Linked DNA regions of Homo sapiens: regions 1 and 2 are each linked to region 3. The links are chromatin contacts, found by Hi-C or POLR2A ChIA-PET in ENCODE. All regions are on one chromosome and are shown on one strand. Each heading gives the region's core, a stretch centred on a gene start or an enhancer-like site at or near the end of the contact. The rest is flanking DNA. Distances are from core to core; before and after follow the strand shown. Region 1 overlaps ZNRF1 (zinc and ring finger 1). Region 2 overlaps ZNRF1 (zinc and ring finger 1). Region 3 holds the start of KARS1 (lysyl-tRNA synthetase 1).

Region 1 (2,700 bases), core at 103-2,602, 570 kb before region 3:
TACCCTAACTTTCAGCCTGGCTCTAGAATCTTGCAGTGCTACCACCCGGAGAGCAGAGATAAAGATTGGGATTTTATTCTCTGTGGGTCAGTTTGAGGTTTGCATTTTTTCACTTGGAATGATTGAAACTCGTGCTGCTCCTTCCGCGTGCATGTGTAAAACGAGCCACAGACTGCTAGTCTGTTCTGCTCTCCTGCTGTCCGTGACCGTTGCTAGACCTCCTGTATGGAGGCAGTGTGGTGCCATGGAAGGAGGCGATGCAGTAGAGTCAGGCCGGCATAAGTGGCTTCTCTGCATGTGTGTCAGCCCCATCCCTAAGCTGGGGTCATGCCACCCGGTGAGGCTCCATATGCCAGCATGTAGCACAGAGCCTACTGGGTGACCCTTCCAACAGCCCCTTGAGAGGAGAGGGCACAGTGCTGCATAAGTTGGTGTCTAAAGGGTGTGGAGTTGTATTTAAGCCTTTACTATCACATTGTGAATATTTATGGGTGGATTTATTTCGTGTCTGGAATTTTCTTCAAAATAATCTGGTGCAGGGAGAGTGAGTTGGGATAAAGATCAGATGACCATATAATTTATCATTCAATCCCAGGCAAGTTTGAAACTGAAAGAGGGAGCTATTAATTACACCAAGACGACACGCTTGAACTGGGGTTGTTGCAGCAAACCAAGACATGGACACCTCAGGGGAAAATCAGATAGGACTGACCCTGATTTGATCATTGTTGAAGCTGGGTGATGAGTACCTGGGAGCTCACTCTATTCAATTTTTTTGTTTGTCTGAAAATTTCCATAATAAAGGTTTTTTTAGGCCCAGTGCAGTGGCTCATGCCTATAATCCCAGCTCTTTAGGAGGCCTGGGCAGGAGGATCACTTGAAGCCAGGACTTGGAGGCCAGCCTGGGCAACATAACAAGGCCCTGTCTCTATAAAAAGTAATAATAATAAAATATTGAATAAATGTATTAAGGAAATGTTTGTATCAGAGTGCAGAAGCACCCAAAAGTTCGCACTGTCCAGGAAATGGCTGTTGAGTACTTTGCCAACCCCTGCCTGGGGTCATAAGCCCAGGTCACCATGCTGTCTGCTTTTCCCCCCTATCTCTGGGCACTTCCAGGTGGGGGTGGGTGGGAGGGAGTAAATGGAGAGGCTCCTCCTACTCTTCATTGTTGGTGGGAGGAATGAGAACCTGGAGGCTGTCCTAGCTGTCTGTGACTTGATTTAGCATAGGGGGAAAGGGCTGACCTTTTTCCTGCCAGCAGTACTGTCAAGGCCTGCCCAGGTGGCAGCCGAAGTAGCTCCCTTCATGCCCACTGCACACCACAGCATGGTGGCAGGGGCGCCTGCAGTCTGTGCACATGCACACATGATCGTTCTCTGCACCCCTTATCGGAACTGCGGGTTGGGCAGGAAGCAGCATGACCGCAGTGGGTTCCTAACCGACATTCTGTCTCACACACGCTTCACTGTCCTACTTAACCCTCGCTGTGGTATGGCAGTTACTGGAACCTTGACTGGTAGAAGGTAGCCTCTGCTGGGAATGGACTCAGACAGCAGGCTGACTGCCCTTAATTTGTTATCTCTTTCCGGTTGTACAGCTGGGCCTTTTTCACACATTTCCGTGAAGTGTGATGTTCATTCATCCAACAGATATTTTCAAGAGCCCATCATATGCCAGGCTCTAGGGCTACAGCAGTAAAATAAACAGACTCTGCCTTCAAGGGGCTTATACTGTAAGGGGGCCACAGACAGCAGGTGCAGCAAAGGTGGAGGAGGAGGGTCACCTTTCTCACATGGCTGCTGAGTGCTCAGGAATCGATGTTAGGATGCTGTCATGTGGAGATCATTGGCAACCGTGGAAAGGATGGTTTTAGAGATTGGAGCAGGTTCAAGAGGAACTGGGAGAGGAAGTGAAGATGGCCATTGGAGATGCTTCATTGGAACTGGGGCAGTTGCTGCAGGTGTAGGTGGGATTGAGAGAGCGTTGTGTGAGGTAGAGAATAGCTTACATATGTGGACTCAGGAGAGAGGAAAAATATGCTTAACAGAACTTGTTCTGAATGGCCCTTTTGTATGCCATAGCAAATATCAAACAACCCTGATCATGAGATATAGAGCCCTGGAGGGCCTGATTCAGTTTTCTTCTTCCTTCAGAGTCCCATCTTCTCCATACTAAAAGTAAATCACAAATATTTGGATTGTTATTGACATATCTATTATATGTTTTAATCTTCTATCTATAATCTTTCTCTTGTTATATAAATGGTTCTGAACTTTTGGGTTCTAAGCCCAAACACTTTTGACATCTAACTCTATGAATCTCCCTTAGAATGTGGCATCTTATTTCAGGAGGCTGATGGATCCGCTGATGTCCATCCCCATAGGTTTCAGGTCAAGAGCCTGTGTGTGGGACACATTCGCTAGACAGCCACTTCGGGATGTGAAAGAAATGAGAGCTCTGTGGCCTCCTCTTTTCTTCTCTTCCCTAATGGGTCATCCCTTCACTGAGGGGAGAAATTATATTTGTTTTGCCATTTTCCTTACAACTTAATAACTAGAATACATATGAATGGATAGACAGACTGACTGACTTGATTGCTTATCCTATTTAAGTGTGGCACATTCAGTCCATAGCACATGGCATCCTCTCTTGGGGCACAGTTTTCAATGGTTTCCCAAGAGAGGATGCCATGTGCTA
Region 2 (2,700 bases), core at 17-2,516, 540 kb before region 3:
AAATTGGATGAGAGCAAGTTTGAGAGAAGAATGAATCAACTGCTATCCTTCCCCTCACCCCTCAGCCCAGGAGGGAAAGGGCATTTTCTTTTTCATCTTTGAAAGGCATTGTGGGTCTGTCTTTAAAGTGTTTACAAAAAAAAATTATATAAAAAAAAAGTCTAGTGTCGACTGGTGTTTTCCCTCGTGATGTTTACAGCTTGCTGTTTGCTGCCCAGCCATAACCCACTCAGTGACAGACGAACACAGCTAAGGCCTCGCTGCCAGCCTTCTGACGGCGGGCGAGCACACGGTCTCTTCCCCTGCCCCAACTGGCCCTCTCCACCACCAACTTCTCTACTTTGGGTTTGTTTGGTTTTTTCCCTCTATTTTTCTGGCTGGTTTTTTGCTCTTTTCTCCCCTTGAGACCCTAATATCTTGACTTCATTGCCAAAAAACAACCCATTGAGAACTTTCTTCCTACTGATCCCATCTCTTTTCCCTTCTTTCCTCCTGGTTCCGGTCAGTTCAGAGGATTTAACAATCACAAGTGTCCTGCAAAAATGCCTGAACATTATTCTTAGGCCCTCGTGGATTTTTTTTTTCAGAAAACTTAAACAAAAAAAGACTTACTAAGAAATATGTACAGCTACCCCTGTTTTCAGGCACTATGTTTGAGAACATTTTAGCCATTGATGTTCACACGTGGCATCAGCCCATGCAAGATAGGTTTCTGTATTTATATATTAAAATACAAAAAAAAACTTATAAAATGTTTAAAAAAATGTTCAAAGCTTGGGAGAAAAGCTTTCTTCATTAGTCAAGGTGTTTTGATATGGTATTAAAATGTCTAATAAAAGATGGCACTGCGTGATTTTATTTTAATGAAGTGTTATACAATCAAGAAATGGGGGCAAGGGCCTGCCCCCCACTCCCTCACCTACCTCCTTAGCATTCCTTCAGGCTGCTACTCGGGGCTCCAGGTGTGTGAATTGGTCCTCAGATAGTCAGGCCTGGGTGGAGGGAGTGGCAAGTCAGGCGTGCCTCCTACAAGCTTCCTAACCTCTTAAGCATCATGGAACCAGTCAGCCCTCTGTGGAGTCATTGTGCTGGACCTCTGAAAAGATCTGCAGGGGCCAAGATGTTGCAGCCACCGGAGGCTGCAAGGATGTGGGTTCTTCCAGGTGTGGGCCCAGCCCCCCTCCTTCCAGCCTTTGCTCCCCATCCCACGTTCCACTCGCCCTGCCTGTTGTTCAGTTTGCGTCTCAGTGCTGACTCACGGGCATGCTTCATTGAGGCCCAGGAAGAGGCCCTGGTTTGGGGCTGTGCCAGCTCAGAGCCCTTGAACCAGAACCAACTGCTCAGGCTCACAAAAGTTGGCAAAATGCGGGCTGGGCAGGCAGCTCGGGGCAGGGAGCAGCAGTGCAGGCCTGGCCTGTGTCCCCGTGCCCAGCGGGCTCCCGGAGCAGCATTCCAGAGCCTCCTGCAGAGCCAGCGAAGGAAAGCTCTAGAGGGAGACGACTCCACCGCCTCTCTGCTCTGACCCTTCTCAGGCCCGCCTGATGTGCTGGACCATCCCCCTGCTGCCACGGCCCCTGGCTCCGCAGTCACCCTCCATCAGATGCTTCCAGAAGCACCTACTCTGTGCAAGGGCATTCACAACAGGCCAGTGGGCAAACGTGAGCCAGGGCCAGCGGAGAAACACTAAAGAAGACTCGGTGGTTCAGAGCCTGGGTCTCAGCGCGGGACCCGTCTGGGGTGAAGACCTTGGGGCTGTTGTGAGTCGGTGGCAGGAACGTGGGCTCTAGACTGTGCATTCAGGCTCTCCTACTTGGCAGAATGATCTTGGGGAAACGACTTCATCTGAACTTCAGATATTTCACATGTGAAGCGGGGACAAAACCATGCAGCTCAGAGGTCCCTGTGGGGGCTGGGGGAGCTGCCCTGCAGGTCTTGGCACATGCACAGCAGGCTCCCCATAGCTTTGTCACCACAAAGGGCACTGTTCTATTCACAGCACCTCCTGCTTCTGCCTGGCAACTGTGTCTCCCTGTGCTATATTTAATTCCACCAGCAAAGCTGGCGAGGCAGGGCCCAGCCCTGAAGGAGATCTCCTTGCCTGACCCCTGGACCTGGAAATGGAGGCTTCATGTGCCCGCCTTGGCGGCTTAAGCCTGCTGCTTTGGCAGTGCCATGGGTGAGCCGAGCAGCTGTGAGGTGGGTGGGGCAGGGCTGTAGCCCACGCCGGGTGCTATTCCAGGCTCTAGGGGCTGGTGCTCATCCCCACCCCCAGCGACTTCCGTCCTACCTGGCATGCTGCAGCCCTCTGCCGGCTGTGGTGTCCTCTGAATTTGGACCCAGGTTGCCTGCTCTTGTTGTGGGGGTGGGATTGGGGCTGTCTGTGTTTCCCAGGTGGAGCTCATGTTTGTGATCCTCTATCTGGACAGCTCTCCAGAATCCTGTGTTGCCCCTGTTCTGCCTTTCTGGGATGGGAGAGAAGGTGAGGGAGCCGGCGAGCAGGTTCTACCCTCTCTGCTAAGGGCCTAGCACACTTTGATGAGGTTCCTGGACGTGAGACCCTCACAAAGACCAACCATTCCTCTAATAGCCATTTAACGGTACTGCAGTTCATGGGAAAATGTCCTCATTCTTAGGAGATAGATGCTGGATTATATAGGTGAATGCCTTCAAGAAATGTGTAATTTAATTCCAAATAGTTCC
Region 3 (2,700 bases), core at 179-2,678:
ACACAAAAGGAAACATCAGGCCAGGGGTGGTGGCTCAGGCTCACGCCTGTCATCCCAGCACTTTGGGAGGCCAAGGTGGGCGGATCACAAGGTAACGAGATTGAGACCATCCTGCCCAACATGGTGAAACCCTGTCTCTACTAAAAATACAAAAATTGGCCAGCCATGGTGGCACACGCCTGTAATCCCAGCTACTCGGGAGGCTGAGGCAGGAGAATCGCTTGAACCCTGGCAGCGAAGGTTGCAGTGAGCTGAGATCGCGCCACTGCACTCCAGCCTGGCGACAGAGCGAGACTCCATCTTAAAAAAAAAAAAAAAGAAACATCATTTCTCTTTTCTTTTTCATTCAGGGTCTGGCTCCGTCTCAGTAACTCCTTGGGGAAAGCGATGGAGAAGGGCTCGCTCACGCAGCACTTCTGGCAGTCCCTGAAGGACCACTACCTCAAGTCTCCCAGGCTGGAGTGCAGTGGCACGACTTCAGCACACTGCAACCTCCGCCTCCTGGGTTAAAGCGATTCTCCTGCCTCAGTCTCCCGAGTAGCTGGGATAACAAGTGCGCGCCACGGGGATTAAGCCCTCTCGTATGCCTCTGGAATGGTACTATGTACCATCTTCCTAGCAATGATAAAACACTCAATTACCTGTGTTCTGTGGTTCAAATGGGGAACGCTAATGAGAATATAAGACAGCCAGTTAAAGGGTGGCTAATCCTGACTTATCTATGTTAACCTACATACTCCAGGGATTTGGGAGTGGTTAACAAAGATATCAGGCTGAATTAAGATGGTCTCTACTGTTAGACGTTGATCACTTAATACTCACAGGTATCTACTGAATAACCCATACGGGTAGATGCATGACAGTTTTAGAACTGATCCCTTTTAATACATAACGTTCAGAATGACCTTAGTGAGGCCCAGAAAATTTTGAAGGTCTTTCTGAAAAGCTAGGGTATTTAACATTTCTCCAACTTCCACGTTTACTGAGTGGCTCAACAAAAGAATGCATTTCTCAGAAAGGAGGATGAAGCTAAGCAGGAAGTTTCGCTTTTCTTTTCTGATAACTCTTAGTTCTCGTCCTAGTTCCTCCTCCACAGTCTCTTAACTCTAGGAGTATGATAGGGAGCATCCCGCCGGTGCCAGCTGGGAACGGGGAGCCGGCGTGCCCGGGGTATCCCGGGGTACGTGGTCTGCAGGGCGCAGCCACCACGTCTCAGCATGTGCGTACCCACGAGAGCCGGCAAGAAGGCCCCGGCACAGCAGCCTTGGTGGGAACCTCGCGGCGCTTCCCAGCCCAGACTCTCCTACCGCAAAGGCTTTAAAGACTCGCAGCGACACTCACTTCTTGCTCAGTTTCGGCTCGCTGCCATCCACTTTCACCTCGGCCGCCTGCACGGCCGCCATCTTCCCGGAGGGCCCGACCCAAAAGTAAGGAGGATAGTACGTTAATTTCCAGGTCAAGGTGCGAAGCCCCACCTCTTCCGGGGGAGAGGGGGCGGGCACTCTCGATGCGCCGCGGCTGCTGCTGCGCAGGCCCAGTGCTGCGCTTCGCGGCAGAGGCGTCTGCGGTGACAGCTCAGTCAGTTGAGCTCTGTGTGCCAGGCGCTCGCGAGGGGGTAGCTCTTCTAGTAGTGCTCGGCGTCAGACATGGCGGAGGCGATGGATTTGGGCAAAGACCCCAACGGGCCCACCCATTCCTCGACTCTGTTCGTGAGGGACGACGGCAGCTCCATGTCCTTCTACGTGCGGCCCAGCCCGGCCAAGCGTCGGCTGTCGACGCTCATCCTGCACGGCGGCGGCACCGTGTGCCGAGTGCAGGAGCCCGGGGCCGTGCTGCTGGCCCAGCCCGGGGAGGCGCTGGCCGAGGCCTCGGGTGATTTCATCTCCACGCAGTACATCCTGGACTGCGTGGAGCGCAACGAGAGGCTGGAGCTGGAGGCCTATCGGCTGGGCCCCGCCTCGGCGGCGGACACCGGCTCGGAAGCAAAGCCCGGGGCCCTGGCCGAGGGCGCCGCGGAGCCGGAGCCGCAGCGGCACGCCGGGCGGATCGCCTTCACGGATGCGGACGACGTAGCCATCCTTACCTACGTGAAGGAAAATGCCCGCTCGCCCAGCTCCGTCACCGGTAACGCCTTGTGGAAAGCGATGGAGAAGAGCTCGCTCACGCAGCACTCGTGGCAGTCCCTGAAGGACCGCTACCTCAAGCACCTGCGGGGCCAGGAGCATAAGTACCTGCTGGGGGACGCGCCGGTGAGCCCCTCCTCCCAGAAGCTCAAGCGGAAGGCGGAGGAGGACCCGGAGGCCGCGGATAGCGGGGGTGAGGAGGCTGAGCGCGGGGCCTCGCGGATATCTGCGCGGGTGGGGTTGGGATCTTTCTCCTGGCTGCCTGGCGTCCATCTTGGCATCTTCGGTAGCAGCGCTTGGCCCCGCCCCCTGTTGACATCCGGGTAAATTTGCACCATTTTCTTGCCTTCTCGCTCCCTTGTTGTTTATTATTGTTCTTTTTTTGCGATGGGTCTCTGTTACCTAAGCTGGTCTGAACTCCTGAGCTCAAGCGATCCTCCTGCCTCGGCCACCCAAAGTGTTGGGATTACAGGAGTGAGCCACCACGTCTGGCCTCTCGTCGTTTTTATTTTTTAATTTTTGAGTGGGGGCTCGCTCCGTCGCCCAGGCTGTGATGCAGCCGCGCGATCACGACCTA

The links. A loop is a pair of places that touch in the nucleus more often than their neighbours do. ChIA-PET counts read pairs that join two places held with the same protein, here RNA polymerase II (POLR2A). Pooled maps may share reads with other maps.
Region 1: a loop to region 3 is called in a pooled map, with 5 times the contacts of the local background. The contact joins the enhancer-like site here to the promoter of KARS1 in region 3. A Hi-C loop is called at or near these places in 4 of 50 pooled maps.
Region 2: a loop to region 3 is called in a pooled map, with 4 times the contacts of the local background. The contact joins the enhancer-like site here to the promoter of KARS1 in region 3. A Hi-C loop is called at or near these places in 4 of 50 pooled maps. POLR2A ChIA-PET finds 5 or more read pairs at or near these places in 2 of 52 experiments (activated B cell and activated CD4-positive, alpha-beta memory T cell).

Annotation. Positions count from the first base shown.
Region 1 is chr16:75,073,973-75,076,672 of GRCh38, forward strand. The region is part of intron 1 of ZNRF1 (zinc and ring finger 1); the gene reads left to right. Among named protein-coding and RNA genes, the nearest start is that of LDHD, 41 kb to the right of the region's middle. RefSeq lists enhancers at 864-1,364, 1,365-1,865, 1,715-1,944. Within about 2 kb of position 1,353, at least 7 of the 41 ENCODE cell types and tissues checked have a DNase peak (open chromatin) inside an H3K27ac peak, as active enhancers do.
Region 2 is chr16:75,107,870-75,110,569 of GRCh38, forward strand. ZNRF1 (zinc and ring finger 1) reads left to right here. Exons shown (of 5, transcript NM_032268.5): 5 at 1-2,700. Among named protein-coding and RNA genes, the nearest start is that of LDHD, 7.6 kb to the right of the region's middle. RefSeq lists enhancers at 1,161-1,310, 1,341-1,420. Within about 2 kb of position 1,267, at least 37 of the 41 ENCODE cell types and tissues checked have a DNase peak (open chromatin) inside an H3K27ac peak, as active enhancers do.
Region 3 is chr16:75,646,237-75,648,936 of GRCh38, forward strand. KARS1 (lysyl-tRNA synthetase 1) reads right to left here and starts at 1,429. Exons shown (of 14, transcript NM_005548.3): 1 at 1,342-1,429. The coding sequence starts at 1,403. It overlaps TERF2IP (TERF2 interacting protein), which reads left to right and starts at 1,537. Exons shown (of 3, transcript NM_018975.4): 1 at 1,537-2,316. The coding sequence starts at 1,647. RefSeq lists enhancers at 1,282-1,461, 1,501-2,458, 2,392-2,661, 2,459-2,700 and a silencer at 1,962-2,081.